Regions from separate parts of the Mus musculus genome. Here region 2 is linked to region 1. The links are chromatin loops, found by intact Hi-C in ENCODE. Cell type or tissue: gastrocnemius. All regions are shown on one strand. Links, peaks and the distances in the headings refer to the core of each region. The heading gives the core; the rest is flanking DNA.

Region 1 (9,886 bases), core at 1,846-9,845:
GATAAAAGATGGATGTGAGCATGGAGAGAAAAATTCTGTTTTCAAAGCCTCAGATGGAAAAACCATGGAGGCTGAGGCTGAGAGGGCGATGCTTTGGGTGCTGGGTGTGGGTGGGCAGTGGTGCATCTGGAGGAGCTGCCGAGGAGGAGTTGTCCCAGAGTTCTACAGCGATGGGAAGTTCAGGGTAAGTATACTAAATCCTGCTAGATGGCGTGTGTGTGTGCATGCGTGCGTGTGCATGCGTGTGTGTGCATGTGTGTGACTATGCATGTGTCTGTGTGCACGTGCATGTGTGTGTGTGCATGCATGCGTGTGCATGCGTGTGTGCATGCACGTGTGTGCATGCGTGTGTGTGCATGCGTGTGTGTGCATGCGTGTGTGTACATGCGTGCGTATGCATGTGTGCATGCGTGTGTGTGCATGCATGTGTGCATGCGTGTGTGTATATGCGTGCGTATGCATGCGTGCATTGTGTGTGCATGCATGTGTGCAAGCGCGTGTGCATGTGTGCGTGTGCATGTGTGTGCGTGCGTGTGTGTGTGCATGCATGCATGCATGCGTGTGTGTGCCTATGCATGTGTCTGTGTGCACGTGCATGTGTGTGTGTATGTGTGCATGTATGTGTGTGCATGCGTGTGCCTATGCATGTGTCTGTGTGCACGTGCATGTGTGTGTGTGTGCATGTATGTGTGTGCATGCGTGTGCCTATGCATGTGTCTGTGTGCACGTGCATGTGTGCGTGCGTGTGTGTGTGTGTGTGTGTGTGTGTGTGTGTGTGCGCGCGTGTGTGCATGTGGAAGCCTAAGGTTAATGTTGATGTTTTCTTTGTCCCTCTCCACCTTATATCCACTGAACCCGGAGCTTCCCAGTTCAATTAAACTGGCCGGCCAAGTGAGTACCAGGAAGCCCCCTGTCTCTGCATCCCCAGAGCTGGGTTAAAGGGGCCTGCCACTGTATCCAGATATTTTTGCATGGGTGTAGGGGACAAGACCTCAGGTCTTCAGACCCCTTCAGTCAGCACTTTACTGACTGAGCCATGTGACCACCCTGGAATCTATATTTTTAATGGTTAAAATGGTACATTTTCTGTTACATGAATTCAATCTTAATGAATGATAATTTCATGAGGCTCTGGGTTGTTTCTTTGTTTGTTTGTTTGTTTTGTTAATGTGACAGGAATTACTTGGGAAGACGGACCCTCAGCTGAGGAATCACCTCCATCAGGCTGCCCTATAGGTATGTTGTGTAGCAAGTTCTTGATTAGTGGTTGATGTGGGAGAGCTCAGCCCACTGTAGGTGGTACCACCCCTGGGTGGGTGGTTCTGAGTTGAAAGAGAAAGCAGTCTAAGCAAGCCATGAGGAGCAAGCCAGGAAGAGTCTCCTCCATGACTTTGGCTTCAGTTCCTGCCTCCAGATTCCTGCCCTGAGTTCCTGCCCTGGCTTCCCTTGGTGATGAACTGTGATGTGGAGGTATAAGCCAAATAGCCTTTTTGTCTCCAAACTACTACAGGTAGTAGTAGGTCCCCAGGACCTCATAAACCCACCAAGGCCACACTGTCTATACTCAAAGCACTCAGGAGATGGAGCACCAGGATCAAGTTCAAGGTTGTCCTTGGCTACGTAGGGAACTTGAGGCTTTTGTGTCCCTTCCCCAGAAGACTAATCTCTGCTTCAATCAGTCCTGTGGCTACAAAGAACATAACTACTCTGTGTGTGTGTGTGTGTGTGTGTGTGTGTGTACATGTGTAGGTATATGCTGGTGTTCAAATGTGTGTGCACAGGTCAAAGACCAAGGATTGATAGTAGATGTCTTCATCAGTTATTCTCCACTTGATTGATTGATTGATTGATTGATTGATTGATTGATTGACAGAGTCTCTTACTGAACCTGGAACTCATCCATTTGGCTAGGAAGGCTAACTATTGAGCACGTGCACACAGACACATGCATAGGCACACGCATCTGCCTGTCACTCCCCACCCCCACCCTGGATTTTTACATGGGTAAAATGAATGAATCATGCAGTCCTTACGCATGGCAAGCAAGCAAGCACCTTCTCAACTGAGCCACCTCCCTGGGTTCAGAACTGGCTTTTCAAGGTGAATTCTGATGCACATCTGCAATCCCAGGATTTGGGAGGCAGGAGCAAGAGCATGCTTCCAGCACAACCTGGCTCCATGGTAAGACCCTGAACCAAGATAAAATTAAGTACGTTTACTGGCTTGTTTTAAAAGGTTGGTTTTATGCATGTGTGGGTCAAGGGGATGAATTCCTTCAAAGTAGAAGGCTTGCGTTCTGGGACTTCTTTCATTCGCATAGACAGTTGAGCTTCGATAGGAACAGAAAGTGGTGGTTGTAGGAGTGTCAGAAGACTAGGTTTGTCACCTACAAGCCTGTGGAGCCCAAAGAAAGCACCCAGTAAGTCCAGTACTAGTTCTGGGAATGCTCTCAATGGTCAACTTTAACCACATGACTCCCTGTACAAAGCTACCACTGTACCAGGTAGAGAAGGGAATTCTCTGATTGGCTGAGCATGAGACACATGCAGGAGCGTTGGGGGGGGGGGGTTTCATCAGGCCCACAGAAGCCTGTGAACTGGGAGTTACAAGCTGGTCCCCAAGGAGGCCACTCTATCAAGAGGACAGACTGTGATGTGCTAGGGTAGGGTCCTGTGAAGCAGGGGCCACTGGAGACGTGGGGAGGCTGGACAGAGGGAGGCCCACCAGGGAGGCCAGGGTCTAACCCTGCATAATGTGGCAGGGTCACACTAGCTAAGGCTGTAAGAGTTCACAGGTCACAGAGTAGGAAGTGGTGAGCAGTGAGGGAGTGGGGTCTTGGTGTGGGGAGACCTGGCTGTGGATTGCTTCCTGTGTGCACAGCTGCATGCCGTATCTGTGTGCGTGCTCTCTCTCCATCCCTCTCCTTTCCCTGTGTGTGTGCACGCGATCATGGGTGTTCTTGTGTGTACTCACATGTGTGGGTGCCCCTGTATATTCCTGTGAAGGCCAGAGGTCAATATTGTCTTTTTCAATGGCTCTGCACCTGACCTTTGGAGGCAGGATCTCTTATTGAACCTGGAGCTTACTGGCTCCAAACCCAGCTGTCGGTGGCCCCGGGATCTTCCTGTTGCTGCTTCCCTCATACTGGGGTCACAGGTGCGTGGTGCCATCTGGAGTTCTACATGGGCCCTGAGGATCTGAAGTCAGGTTCTCTGGCTTGTTTAGCAAGCACTTTGCCCAAAGAGCTGTTTCCTAACCCCCTTGTTATACTTTTCCTGTTATTAGTCTCTAGGCCTAAAAAAAAAAAAGTTTTGAGTGTTTTATTTAATTAACTTTATTTTCAAAAGAAACTTCATCTCCCCAAGATGGAAAAATGGTATCTTTACCATAAATCGGAGGGAAGTGCAGACAACTGAAACAGAAACCCACACTCCCTGCTGTGGGCTGCTGTACCACCCTGTGGATGATCAGCAGAGGAGAACTGAGAGAGGGCTCAAGGAGAGAGAGCCAGAGAGCCACGGTGAGTTCTGCACTCACTCCACCAGAGGCCCAGTTCTGCTTCAAGACAGTTTTGGTGAGCAGCTACTATGTGTCAGGCTCCATGGTTCTGGGCTCCACGATTCTGTGGCAGTGTGGCCATAGTCAGAAGTCTCAGCACTGCAGCCCACCTTGGAGGAGAAGACCCACTGGAAGAGAAGGAGGAAGGGTCCATAGTGCCCATAATTGTGGTTGTCCATGTGCCATGAGCCTTGTGCCAGCTGGGCTGCTGACATGGCTGAACACTGGCTGTGAAGATGCCCAACAGATGCTGTGGGTGGCTCTGGGGTTTACACAAGGGCACTGAGAAGAGACAGTGGGAGACATCAGTCCATCCGTCATTCATTTACAAGTCACGGTGCCTGTCTCTGTAGGACCAGATTTAGAAAGGATTGTAATTAACTTAGTGGGCGAAGAGGTGGCAGAAGAGAAAGGAAGAGAGGAGGAAGAGGGGAAAGAAGAGGAAGAGGATGGGGGCGTAAAAGAAGAAAGAGGAAGGAGAAATCCAAAGGAGGAGGAAGAGACTGAAGTGGACCACATCCCCTTCCCTCCCCCCTCCCCACCCTGTGGCTGCAGGGAAGAAGGAGGCCCCTGGGTTGGTACTGTAATTTTTATTCTGACTGTAACATTCATTGCTTCCCTGAAAGTATAAACATGTGCACAGGTTCCAGGAACTAGGGCATGCCTAGTTGAAGGTAGCTTCAGAGTTCCTTGTTCCATCCGCTACAACACTGAAGATTGGGTTACCTTTGCAAAGGAATTTCTGTTTAAACAAAAGCACATGGCTTTAGACTCAGGAGGCAGGGTTTGACGATTAGATGATGCGTTCGAGGACTTTTCCCTCTCTGCCGCACCTCATTTGCCTTTATCTTCCATCTCGATACTGTCTCTTCATGACCACAGTGTGGACGACAAAGCACCATACATTACACGCAGAGTGGAAAGAAAACGGCAAAGGACTTTCTCCTGCTGCTTTTCCTGATTAGGGAGGACTGTCAGTGTGGCCTGTGGTCCCATGGTAGCAAAGGACAAAAAACCATGTAGAGTGACTTGGGCCTCGGTGGTCAGCTGGAAATCATGGCAGAACTGTAGCAAGGAGGGTAAGTCAGAGTAGCCAGAACTCATCAGAGGCCCAAGGGACAGACACAAAGGACAGTGTGCAATACAGATGTGTGCCCAGACCACAAAGTCATAACATTACAGAGTGGTGCTCTATATGAGGGCCTGGATCTGGGTCTGCATGGAAGGAGCTGGGACAGAGGACCTGGACCTATGAGAAGTTGGTGCTATGTAATGGCAGAGGGATTGGGGTGGTTCTGCAGTGGAGTTCTTGCCTGCTGTGAGGACCTCTGCTCATGACCCCAGCACTGTAAAGGAAAAACAGCCAAGAGTCACTCTGCACATAGCCTATGGCGAGATGGGGACATGTGCAGACACAGGGTGGTGACAGCGGGGCACATTTTATCCTGGACTTGTGCTGTCTTTGGGATTAAGGGTGCCATTTTCCTTGAGCATAATTTACTGCTCAACTCCCGCACTGCCCAGACGCACTCAGTCGGACATCAAGAATAAGCTTAGCAGATGCTTTTAAAGAGTTTTGTGTGCAAGAGCCACTCCAGGGGCTCACTGAAGTGGTGATGTATTTAATTCTCACCACGGGCTCGTGAGACAGGTGTCAATTACAGATGCATATGTGAGCTCAGATAAGTTGCAGACTGGCCCGGTGCCAGACAGTTGGGTTTAGGGTATCCTGAATGTCTGTGCTGTTCTCCAGAGCAGGAGCATTGTCAGAGACAAGCAGAAGCTGGGCTGCACCTACTTGGGCCGCAGTTGGGGAGTTCCAGGAACGCAGGCTGGTGCTGAGACAGTGCGGGCCACCAGGGGGCAGCAGGGACTGAGGCACGGCCCTTCCCTTCCCCTCCCTCTGGACACAGGAGTTGCTGGGCATCACTTGCTCCTGCCTTCATTTTTCCCGCGTTTCACCCCAGAGTGGTGTCACGCCATGTCCACGGTCCCACGGACACTGACGTCTCTTGAGCTCAGTGTGGTATCACCGCAAATCCGCGACGTCACCGGCGCTGTGAACCCACAGCGCGCAGTGCACCCGCGGTGAACAGAACCGTGCCCTGTGGTCTGGGATTTTTTTTTTTGGTTTTGACTTAATGACTTAAGTGGGAAATTTATGTCAGGAAAGTTGAACAGGCTACGCGCGCTCCGCGGCAGCCCACGAGGCCGGAACCAGAATAAGCGCAAACAGCGTTTTCTTCCACCAAGTTAAAGCATCATCGTGGCTTCCAGGGCATCCAGCACAGCGGGGGCTGCTGGGAAAATCCCAGCTCACAACACCTTGGTGGCTGCGCCCGCCACGCGCAGGAACCCTCTACAGACATCACACCAACCCTTGGGTCCTTTCTTTTTTCATTTTTCTAGATCTTTCCCTGTCCTCTCTTAGTGGAGGCTGTTGACAAAAACACACAGAAACAAAGCTTAGATGCCAATAAACTTAAATAAAATTGTTCATTTTAAGTGAAAATTTCAACTCCTCAGTCAAACCAGCTGCATTCCAAGGAACCTGGCTAAGTACTGGGAAGCATTTCCTGTGTGGTTTGAATCTGGTGTGTCCCCCTGGGAAACTTGACTGGATGTGAATGCTTGTGGAGAGGGATTAAGAGGAGGAAATTAGTCACTGTGGTATTTAGAGAGGCCTTTGGGAGGGGATCAGGGTTAGGTAAACTCATTAGAGCAGGCCCTGGAATCATAAGGACTATACACAGAAACCAGACTCACGCTCACACCACACACATATACAAGTACACATGCATATACACACATACATGAACACACACATATACAAACACCACACACATACTCGAGCACACACACATATACTCATGCCACACACAAACCCCACACATAATAGAAGCACACACTCACACCACACACATACATGAACACACACACACCACACACATATACAAGCACACACACATCACACATATACATGAGCACACACACACTTACCATATGCATACATGAGCATGCTTGTACACACACACATACATGAACACACACTCACACCACACACATACATGAGCACACACATACTCACCACATGCATACACGAGTGTGCTTGCACATACACACACACACACACAAGCACACATACACCACACACATACATGAACACACACTCACACCACATACATACACAGGCATACACATATCACACATATACATGAGCACACACACACACCACACACATACATGAGCACACACACATGTTCTCCTATGGGGTGCCCTGACTCCCCTGAGGGCTCCATCAGCAAGGCCATCTCTAGATTCCACCTCCTGACCTCAGAATTATGAACTGAAAAAAGCCTCTTTTCTTTATAACTCACTTGTGCGTGGTACAGGGTGAGAGCACAGGAAGCAGTCTCGGCAGCTTCTATCTCAGCACACGGCTCTGTGGGGCAGAGCCGTTGTACACAGTCACTTGCTTACAAAGCTCCTTCCTCGGATTGAGCTTTGAGCCAGTGTCCTATGGTTTGGCTATAAAATGTGCACCCACAGCTCGTGTTTTGAACACCTGGTTCCCAGGTGGTGACATTGTTCCAGGACATGGTGGAACCTTTTGGACACTGGGCCTTTCTAGCAGAAGAGTGACACCAGTGGGCCTTGAAGGCGATGGCCACCTCCAGTTCCTTTCACTAGGGTACGGACAAACCCCAGTGCAAGTTCTTTCCCCAGCAGAGAGCCACTGAGGCCACCATGCTATCCCCACCATGGTGGAAGGAATACACTGAACTATGAGCCAAAACAGGTCTGTCCTATAGGCTGATTCTCTGGGTCTTTCACCAGTTGCGAAATATAACTAGCACATACATTTCTCCATGAGTCCTGATTCTTATTCTGCAAATTCGAAATAAAATTTTGATTTGTGCTCACGATCTGAGAAAATTTAATAATTGTCTCTCTGAGAGAAGTTGCTTGATAAGTAATTTTAATAGAATGAAGAGATGGGACTGGTGAGGGTTGGAATTCCCAACAGGTAGCCTTAGGTAGTGAGTATGGGAGCCAGGACGGCACAGGCTGGCACCTCCTATGTTAATGATGGCAGACAGGAGGCAAGGTAACAGCAGGGCAGGGAATCCCAAGTTCCTCGGGCTTGTACCTTAGTTCCCTCAGTCACCCAGGAGATGGGGAGAGGGTGGTAATGGAGCCAGGGCTACCACATAGATCTTAGCAGCTTCCTGGGTTGGAAATGATGGGAGCGGGTATAAGCAGTGGAAGGGGGTGGAAGGTGGAGGACCAGTGAAGAAATCCTGGGCTAATCCAGAGGTCAGAGCTTGAAGGTCAAGTGCCGGACTGGGAAGCTGCGTTTATTGAACAGGATCTCACTGTCAAAGCCTAGGCTAGCCTCAAACTCCCTGGCTGTCAGCCACTGTTAAAGACAGGCACCACCAGCTGAAGGGAGGTACTTTACAGAGGAAGTTCTAAAGGCACAGCGGGAAGAATTTCCTGGGACAGTCAGTTCATTCCTGTGGGAGTCACTTCCCTCCAGGATACAAATCTGAGCAATGGGGATTTTAAACCCAGACTTCTCCTTCAGCCAGGCAGGAGGGATGCCCACAGGAGGTAGATCTTGGATGGCTCCGTTTCCTCTCCTCCCCTGCTTAGGGGCTGTGGTAAGACTGCTCTGGGAAGCTGGGTGTAGTAGCACACACCTGTGATCCCAGCACTCAGGAGACCGAGTGATGCTAGAGGCCCGTCTGAGCCACACTGAGACCTTGTCTTTGAAAAGACTGTTCTGAGATGTGAAAGTCTGAGGCTGGCTTCTACTGGACCACCTCTCAAGAGGCAGAACTAAGGCAGAATACCAGTATCCAACTGCACACCAGTCCCCATCATGCCAGGACCCTTCTCTCTGATGCTGTGACCACACCAGATCCCTGTGCCTCAAACTTCAGACATGAGCCATCTGCTGCATGTTCTGAGTTCTTCCAGGCTTTTTTGCAGATACCACGGGCTCATCTCAAAAGTGGCCTCCTTCAAGCCTCCCTAAGTGACCTGTCTCTGTCTTTCCTTCTGAACATCATATTCAAGTTCTCTGCTGGCCTGGCAGGTTGCCACACCCCAAATCCCCTGCCTAAGATGTGGGGCCTACTGATGTCAATGCCTTGACACATTCAACAACACTTAGCAGCCAGTGTCACGCCCTCTGCGTGCTAAGGAGCATCCAACACCTCTAGCACTCTGCCTAAAGGAGAGGGAAAGAGGAGGACCCCTCCCCTGAGCAGGCACACATGGGCACAAGCTGTGGTAGCAGGAGGGTAAGGATGAGAGATGGAGTAGCCACAGCTCTGCCCCATTCCCAAGTCATTCCCTTAAACCAACTGCTGGGGCCTTGTCTCCCCACTTCCCCAACCCCCTGCCTGCACATTTCAGCTTTCGTGCACTGTGGGCTCGGCGTGTGTATAGTAAAGGAAACCTGACAAGATAAAGACTTTATTGACATAAAGCTCCATGTGACCTGTCCTGTCCTCCTTGCAAACAGACTAGGTGTTGCAACAGTGGGGACGTGAGCAGACAGTGCTGAGCCCGGTCCCATCTTCCAGAACACAGTCAGACTCACTCACTCACCAAAGTCTGCCATCTGCTATCCCTACCACCTGACCACCAACCAGGACCAGCCCCACAGTTCCCTCGAGGTATCGCCTTGACTGCCAGTTATCGTGCCCGCTGGGCCCTGCCACCCGGCAACTGTGTTTGTTTATCTTCCACATCCCAGGAGCCCTGGCTTCTGGTCATATGTGGGTAACTGGCAGTGACTTTGGGCAATCAAGTTTGTGTCCTTGTTGCTTTCTACAACTGAGCGGAGGACAGCAGGCTCTGCCTCTAGTCCCAGTCCTGGCTGTTCAATGAATGGCCTCTGTGGGGCAATACCTGTCCTCTCTCAAAATTTCCACTAATTTTTAGGGCCTCCCATGCCACTGCCAGGCCATCTGTGAGTTTCTAGGCCCAGCTTCCAGCTGGGAGCGTCCAGCAGCTATGGCAGGACCGCTGAGAGCCTTGAGTGACAGGTCTATTCGGTGGACAAAATGGGACTGAGTAGGTAGGACAACATCAGCTAGGAAAGCCCAGGACTTAGGAACGTCAGCACTGCTGTGGGACCAAGCACAGTGAGCCCCTGTATCCCTTGGGAGGGAGGAGAGCCCAGGCCAGTGGAAGAGGAGACAGCCAGGCTCCGAGCGTCCAGGGTCAGGCCAAGTTTACATCTTCAATTCACCATTCTCTGGATTTCTGGGAAACCTGCCAGCTGGGCTGTCTCCCAGGAAGTACTTCCCTGGCT
Region 2 (8,000 bases), core at 1-8,000, 110 kb after region 1:
GTTTTTTGTTTTTTTTTCTTTATTTAAAATTTTTTTTTGCTTGTTTTTTTTTTGTTTTGTTTTGTTTTTTTTCATGACAGGGTTTCTCTGTGTCGCCCTGGCTGTCCCTAAACTCAGTCTGCAGACCAGGCTGCCTGTTAAACTCTGAGGCCTACCTGTGCCTCCCGAGTGCTGGCGTTAAAAGGCGTGAGCTACCACTGCTGGGCTTCCCAAAGTAACTCTAAAGTATAAATCCTTTGACATTATTTTAATAAGTGAAAACAGGTATACTCTGGTCTTGAAAGTATCACACTGCAGATCGGTAATTCTAGTGTATGAAGCTGGCCGTATGCCTTCACTGTGTTAGAGCAGGTTCTGTAGCCGACAGAGGGGCTGACTCTCCAAGCTGGGATGTGTAACACATGCCCTCTCCCTTTGCATCCTTTCCTGGTCTTTCTCACCAGCTGTTAGTATCTGTTCACCCAAGCCCCCTGCTTCTGGACCTTTTCCCCTCCTCAGACTCATGGCTCTCAAAAAGGTCCCTGTTGGTGGCCTCCTGATGGCTGGTGGCCTCCTGATGGTGGCATAGCAGGAGCTTCCGCTAGAGCCAGGCTCCCACAGTTCACACCGTCTCTGCCTGTGCTCAGAGCTGCCAGGGCCCGAGAAGGGCCAGTGGGAGGACACTTGGGCAATAGCTGCTTGGATTATGCTTAGAACAGGGCCTCTTCTGCTGTGAGTGCCTCACTTACCCTGTTGTGGCTCAGGCCTGGGCTGGCCCAAGGCCTTCAGATGTGTCCTGGCTAGCTTTCTAGGAGGAGGGAGCTGTGGAGGGCCACTGGTGCAGCATGAAGCCTTGGGGAAGAGGAAGGAAGGCTACTGTCTCAGTGGTCTGAGATAACAATCTTGTCCGCCTTTCTGCCTCACTACACCATCTGTCTCAGCTTATCTTTGAGCACTCCGGGAAGAAAGAAACCACAATATTGGCATTGGCCCAAGAAAGCCAAAACATTTCTGTTGGGGCTGCTAGTGTGGTCAGGGGCCAGAGATTGAAACAGGCTGTGTGTGCTTTTTCGACGAATCCACTCCCATCCCTGCCTGCTTATTTCCAGGAAATGCGACTGTAGATAAGCTGGAGGACTTCATCAACAACATCAACAGTGTCCTGGAGTCTCTGTATATTGAGATAAAGAAAGGAGTCACGGAAGATGATGGGAGACCCATTTATGCACTGGTATGCGAGGCAGCGCCCTCTAGTGGCATTTTGAGAAACTGGCTCAGAGGGCTCTGCAGTGGCTCGTGCGGGACCCATGCTTCTGAGAGAGGGGTGAGAAAGTGATCAGCTTTGTGGTGGACACGTGGCCTGATCCTTATGTGGTTTATTTTTAGGTGAATCTTGCTACAACTTCAGTTTCCAAAATGGCTACGGATTTTGCAGAGAACGAGCTGGATCTGTTTAGAAAGGCTGTGAGTACAGTACTCATTGCTACCATATGCAGCGTTTCTAACGGGAGGAAATAGAAACGGCAATTGTGGAGGCCACTGTCATGCTTCCCAGCTTCCTGGGTCTCACAGGGAGTGACAGGCCTTAAGCTACCTGTCAAACAGAGCACCTGAGAACTCGTGGGAGTGCATGGGTCCCAGTCCCTGGCCCAGAATGCTCCAAACCCAGCCCTGCACTTTAATGAGGCGCTCACTGGACGGTTTGTCCAAGCTTTGTAGCAGTGTGCTCAGCCCATGTGCCACACACCTGGCTAAGACGTTCTGAGTCCTGGGAGCACATAGCAGCTCTGGGGAAGGTGGGAAAGGAGCGCCCCTCTCCAGTTTCAGCTTGACTGGGCCCATCGAGGCAGGTAGACTTTCTAGTTTAACCATTTTGTGGTGCTCCTAGGCTGTCTACAGTGTGTGGAGAATAAAGCTAGGACAAGGGCCACAACCTGTGTGCACATTGGATACCTAGCACCTGTCGTAGGGATGTGCCTGGTGTGGGTCCATGCAGCTTCTCCTACCAGGGCTGGCTGGAGGCTTAGGTGTCGAGTTTGTTATTCAAATAGATGAATAAGGCACCTCTTTCTCTTGCAGCTGGAACTGATCGTTGACTCAGAAACTGGCTTTGCTTCTTCTACAAACATTTTGAACCTAGTTGATCAACTCAAAGGGAAAAAGATGAGGAAGAAGGAGGCCGAGCAGGTGCTGCAGAAGTTTGTGCAGAGCAAGTGGTTGATTGAGGTACCCTGGGGCCTCCCCGTTCACTCAGGAGTGCACAGTCTGTGTGCTAGCAGTTGAGCCCGGCCTGTCTGTGGGCCCTTCTCTATTGTAAGCTTTCCATGACCTCTGAGAGGAGAGCCTGTGTTCCCTGACTTTCACATGGTCTGTCTTAAGTGCTGCAGCCACAAGTGGAAGAGGCTGGAATCAATGGAAGGCTTATCAGATGCCTTTCAGAATGAAGTTGCTGGCTGTCCCTTCTGTAGACAGCTTGGAGCTGCTGCAAGCGTTTTCTTTTTTGTTGTTTGTTTGTTTTGTTTTGTTTTTTTTTCAAGGCAGGGTTTCTCTGTGTAGCCCTGGCTGTTCTGGAACTTACTCTGTAGACCGGGCTGGCCTCGAACTAAGAATTCTGCCTGCCTCTGCCTCCCAAAGAATGCTGGGATTAAAGGTGTGTGCCACCACTGCTCAGCTTTTTTTTTTTTTTTTTTTGGCTGCAAGGGTTTAATGGGAGTCCTGAAAAAAATCTGTGAGCTGTTGTGGAGGGGAGCATGGAGGCCCTCCACCTTGCCACCCATCAGCCCCTCAATCTTCTCAGTCCTGTCACTGGGTATCCCTTGAGTTCTCGTTCACCATGTATCTGGTGAAGGAAGGCACAGGCTCAGGCAGTAGGGGTCGCGGTTGGGAGAGCACCTCTGGGCTCCTCCACTTTCTGGGCAGGGCTGCTGTGAGTTCTGTAGGGGCCCCACTGAAGGATTGTTGACCGGGTTGCTGGCTGGTCCCTGCCAAGCCTTCCTAGGCATCTGGTTCCTTGATCCGAGGGACTCGGTTTTAGAGGCATCTTTGGCCTCAGAAATGCAGCCTCCCTTTGCTAAGGCTTCCCACAAGGTTTCATTGCTCAAGGGCTTAGGTATTATGCAGCTGGATGGTCCACTAGGAGGCTCTGGACTGGAGGGTGGTAAGTCAGGCATCAGAGCTTGGCCCACCTTTCCTCGTAGTTCAGGTTGGCTCCCTCTAGTGGCATGCAGCCTCAAGAGCAGGAGAAGGAGGTTCAGGAAGCTGGCCACTAGTATGGACCCGGGATCTTTGACAGGTTCCCACAGAACTGAGACTAGCTTGCAAGTTAGCCATGCTCCTGCCACATCTGAGGAGGCCCCACGTCCCTGTCTGCCTAGCAATAACCACTGCTCAGGATTCTTGTGCTCTGTGTACAACAGCCTTTCTATTTCTGAACTCCTTGCCCACTGCCCACTCTTGCTCCTGGAACTAATTTCACTCACTTCTTTAGTCACCAGGCCGCCTCATAAATGCTCTGTTTCCACCCTGCCACTTCTGCCTTGGAAAGGAAGCCTGTCTTCCACAAGCATCCTTCCCCACTGGTGGGTGGGGAGGGAACTCCAGTGTGGAAGACAACAGTATCAGGGGGACTATCTTGTTGGACTGTCTCCTCAGCCTCCTTCTATTACAGGGCCACCTTTGTGTGTGGCCGTCCTGTCAGCTTCCCTCTGTCCACGTCACATGCCCAGGATCACTGAGCCTCCACGCTGGCTCTTCCAGCTTCATTTGTAAAGTGGCAGGCAGGGCTGGCAGTGATGGGGCAACACTGGTGGTAAAGGGCTGGGAAGTGGGCACCCGGCTGGGGTTATCTTGGGTTACCCATTGGGATATTGCTCTCCTCCCTGGCCTCTGTCTTCTCTTGCTGACGACACCAACTGTGACTAGCTTGTAGGGTGGCTGTGAAGATGGGGTCATCATATCTGTGAAGGCAGGGGAGGTTCTGAGATCTGGAGGGTAAGAAGACCTTCGCCTCCATTGTCTGACATTTAGTTTCCCTTTCTGGAGATTTGGCTAAGGGGACTTTGCTGACATTGGTTGGCTGGGATTGGTGACAGTGTGCAGTGACTAGAGTATCTAGACCTAGTCCTCCTGCACTCTGGGCTGTGGGACCCGGAGAGTCAGCACTGAGCTAGCGTGAGTGTGTTGTATCTCTGCAGAAGGAGGGAGAGTTCACCTTGCATGGCCGGGCTATCTTGGAGATGGAGCAGTTCATCCGAGAGAGCTACCCAGATTCTGTGAAGATGTGCAACATCTGCCACGGCCTCCTCATCCAGGTACTGCAGGCAGCAGTGGGAGTGGGGTCCTGATGCTCAGCCCACTGGACCTCTACTGTTACTATATACTTCAGGATATAGCAGCTTTAGGACAGGCCATGCTATACTCCTGCTGCTGCACTCCCTAGCTCTCTCCCTGGCCACTCAGCCGTATCCCAGGGTACTGTTAGGTGCTGGCTGATACCTTAAGCCTTGGTAGCTCTGTGGCAGGTTTTTCTGTCCCCACCATTCTGCTGTTCTGCTTTGCAGGGTCCCCTACGACTCAGTCTGGCTGGATGCCTGAGTTTGCTTCTTTTTGATTATCTTGGACAACCAGGCTCCATACTGATCTTCTATATGTGTATCCATGGGGCCCATGGTATTTCTATGTTCAGATTCTCTGGCTTATAACATGCTTCTCTTGATCGTAAAGTGTGCGATACATGTTGCTACTTGGCCTACTACAAAACTGTATGCCTCTATCTCCCACCAGGGACTCTCTGGTCAGGGGCTTGGGTTTATTGCCAGCATTAAGTTGGGGCCTAGAAGGTTAAACCCTCCAGCCTGCTAGCCATTTTCTTGCAGCTTTCTGAAGGTTTGTGAAGTTGAGAGATGTGCTTGTCCATGGTCATCAGGCTTTCTTGTTTCAGGGTCAAAGTTGTGAGACGTGTGGAATTAGGATGCATTTGCCTTGTGTGGCCAAATACTTCCAGTCCATCCCTGAACCACACTGCCCCCACTGTAATGACTACTGGCCCCACGATATACCAGGTACGTGGCCTCCAGAGTGCTTATGGGATGGGGTGACCTTGTGATGGGCTGTCTGTGGGACCTCTGTTCTAAGTCTGGGCCCCAAGAGCACCCGAGGCATGAGGAGGTCTCTGAGCATGAAGATCATCGTTAGTGACCTGCTGAAGCACAGGTGAACACTGCCTTATCCTACAGGGCTCTAAAATCCAATAGACCCCAAGGTTTGTGAGAGCCAAACAAGGCTGTCCTTATAGCCACCCAGGGACAGGGATGGGAAAGCCACTCCCCAGCTCCCTCAGTGAGCCATGCTGCCTGGCTCACGGTGCTGTGGGAGGAGGGTTAACAGTGACATGTCCTCATGGGAAACAGCTGTAGATGTAGCTGCTGTACTGTACTGTGTGATCAGGCCATTGGTCCTGCTGCTCATTGTGTGTCTCTGTGCTGTTCTATACACAGAAGTCTACAACCCTGAGAAGGAGAGGGAAGCTGGCATCTCCAAGTCGAGCAGAAAGTCCTTACGGACCCGGCAGCACTAGCTGTGTCCTGCATCGTTCTGGGCTGACCCTCACAGTCCATTTAGGACTGCCGTGCCTCCTTTGTTATTTGTTCTTAACACGTTTTTAGTAAATGTTTCCTGATGGCGCTGTGCTCTGTAATCCAGGGCTTGTGTGAGGTTGGGTTCCCCTTGCTGAGTTGAGTGGACTGGCCTGAACGGCAGCCCTGGGCAGATGTCTCTTTGGCTGGCTCTGGGTGCCATTGCTTCGTTGCAGTTTTGGCCCATGATATTAACCTTAGTGTCCACAGCTACAATAGGCCCTTACTCTGGCCCCAAGTGCAGTAGACCCCTGCAGGCTGGGCTGGACTAGATCAGGCTGTCCTCAAACCCTGTCCATTTGGCCTCACGACTGCTGGCCAGACTGGATCCCACCTCTCATTCCCAGCTGCCGCAGCTGCTCTGCTCCTGGCCTCAGTCCCCTGGACAGTCAAATGCCGTACCCTGCCGCCGAGACCTTGGTTTGATTTCAGATGGTTGCATTGAGTTAGGACTCATGGTGAGGGTTCTCACCTGCTCACCTCAGCCTTCCTTCCTTCCTCAGCTCCTCCTCTTTGGTCCCTGGGCTCACAACCACAGTGCCCGTTGAACTTCCTTGATCACTACTTGCTGCACTGTGGTTCCCTGCCTGCTTCTACTCACCCCAATATGTCAGGACTCATACTGGCTCAAATGAGGAGGGACATGCTAGCATTCCTTCTGGAGGCTTAGGCTGGTGGTTCCGATGATGTCACCAGGTCACCCCACTTTTTAACCTCTGTTGAACTCCGGCAGGAAAGCAGAACAGGTCTAGAATAGCCAGGGCTTGGAGTTGGGGGCTCTGGGTTGGGAGTGTTTGAGTCCCTGGTCCCAGGATCCTCTGCATCCTCACAGCCTTCAAGGTGAAGCTCAGGGGCAGTCTCTCAAGCCCTGCCCTCAGGACTACACTGGGCAAGGTGGCTCTGCAGTCCCTGCTTTGGGATGGCTAGCTGCCTGCTTATCCTGTGTCACAGTGGTACAGCTCAGGCCATCCCTGAGGGTGACCAAGGAGCTCTGGAGATAGCAGCCTTCCTGCCACCTGTCTCCATGCCTCTACCCATTCTCTTATCATGGTACCAACTAGTCAGTGTAAGCATCCCACAGGACTGACACTCCCCACCCAAGGTCCTCACCTTTCCAGATCTTAGTTTGATGTTCATCAACTACACTCTGTCCTTTACAGTCTGTCTTGCCTTCTGGTCCCTCTGGTGCCACTGGGTGGGAATCATTGACTGGACCAGGCCCCTTCTGCCTCTCCGGCTCACAACCTTCCCACTTGCAGGCCTTTGTCTACCTGTGGCATCTGAGACTACTTGGCTGGCTTCACTGACAGCCAGTACCGCTCCAGCTGCACTGTTCTTCCTTTCCTGGGCCTGGTTGTCCCTCTTGGGCCTTGTCCTACTTCACTCCTATTGATGTGGTAAATACCGTGATCAAAGGGGGTCTGGGAAGGAGAGACTTCCTTCTTATTACAGCTTTCAGCCCATCCGAAGTGCAGGAACTCAAAGGTAGGAGAGAACTGGAGGCAGACACTGAAGCAGAGGCCATGGAGGAGTGCTGCTAACTGGCTTGCTCAGCCTGCTTTCCTATACAACCCAGGAGCACCTGCCCAGGGTTGGGACAATGGGCTGGGCCTTCCTACATCAATCAGTAATCAAAAACCGGCCCCACAGACTTGCCTCTAGGGCAGTCTGATGGAGACATTTTTCTCAGCTGAGGTTGTTCTTCCCAGATGACTAGCTTGTGTCAAGTTGACACCATAAAAGTCCAACCAAACAAGAACCCAACCAGGACAGGCTGCTGTCTCTGCTGTTGTGAGTGGGTCCTAATGCCAGTCTGAAGTCCTGTTCTGTCCCTCATCATTTTATCCTTCATGTCTGCTACCCAGGATGTCCCCAGCCCTCCTTGTTGCCCTGTCCTGTCACCGTGCATGTTGCATGCACACCTGGTCTTATTTGTCATATTTTGGTCTTGCTGATACCTACTCCACGGTGTGTCCAACACCAGGAGAACAAGAAGCCCATGCAGCTGGGTGCCCTGTCTCCAGTGTCTGGCCCAGGGCCACAGTGTGAGCAGCCCTGTGTGCTGAGTGACGGGCTGGTGGATCTTCACACTTGCTCTTTTCTTGGCTTTGAAGGGCCTGTTGGCACTGTGTTTCCAAGCCAGCTTGAGAATTCACACTCCAGAGTAAGAGGGGAGTCCTGCAGGCAGGTTCCAGCCACCTTGGGACCTGCCCATAGGTAGAGACCTTTCATCCTCCTGCCTCCCCCTGATGATGGCCTTCTGCTGCTCAGCAGTGACCCAGGAGAGCATGGACCTGTCGGTTGTCACAGGTGATGCTGTAAAGTGTCCAGGCCACTGCAGGAAGCCGGAGCCACATAGCTGATACACCTAGCAGAGTGTGCCAGTGC

What was found. Peaks named below come from ENCODE experiments on the same cell type or tissue, not always from the same donor. Only the 100,000 strongest peaks of a DNase experiment are listed, where the experiment ranks them.
Region 2: it touches region 1 in a loop (12-fold over the local background); 32 of 42 quality-filtered maps call a loop at or near these places.

What each region holds. Positions count from the first base shown.
Region 1 is chr7:125,577,109-125,586,994 of GRCm38, reverse strand. Il4ra (interleukin 4 receptor, alpha) reads right to left here. Exons shown (of 11, transcript NM_001008700.4): 11 at 7,521-9,886. Among named protein-coding and RNA genes, the nearest start is that of Il21r, 21 kb to the left of the region's middle. In gastrocnemius, for the core only: no CTCF peak of the experiment used is centred there; DNase peaks (open chromatin) are centred at 8,701, 9,308, 9,524, 9,840 and 2 more places; H3K4me3 peaks cover 758 bases; H3K27ac peaks cover 2,289 bases.
Region 2 is chr7:125,465,318-125,473,317 of GRCm38, reverse strand. It overlaps Nsmce1 (NSE1 homolog, SMC5-SMC6 complex component), which reads left to right. Exons shown (of 8, transcript NM_026330.4): 3 at 1,089-1,210; 4 at 1,366-1,443; 5 at 2,059-2,205; 6 at 4,173-4,289; 7 at 4,919-5,039; 8 at 5,475-5,674. The coding sequence ends at 5,554. Among named protein-coding and RNA genes, the nearest start is that of Nsmce1, 22 kb to the left of the region's middle. In gastrocnemius, for the core only: CTCF peaks have their summits at 1,237 (motif pointing left) and 3,186 (motif pointing left); DNase peaks (open chromatin) are centred at 987, 1,227, 3,188, 7,795 and 1 more place; H3K4me3 peaks cover 651 bases; H3K27ac peaks cover 1,701 bases.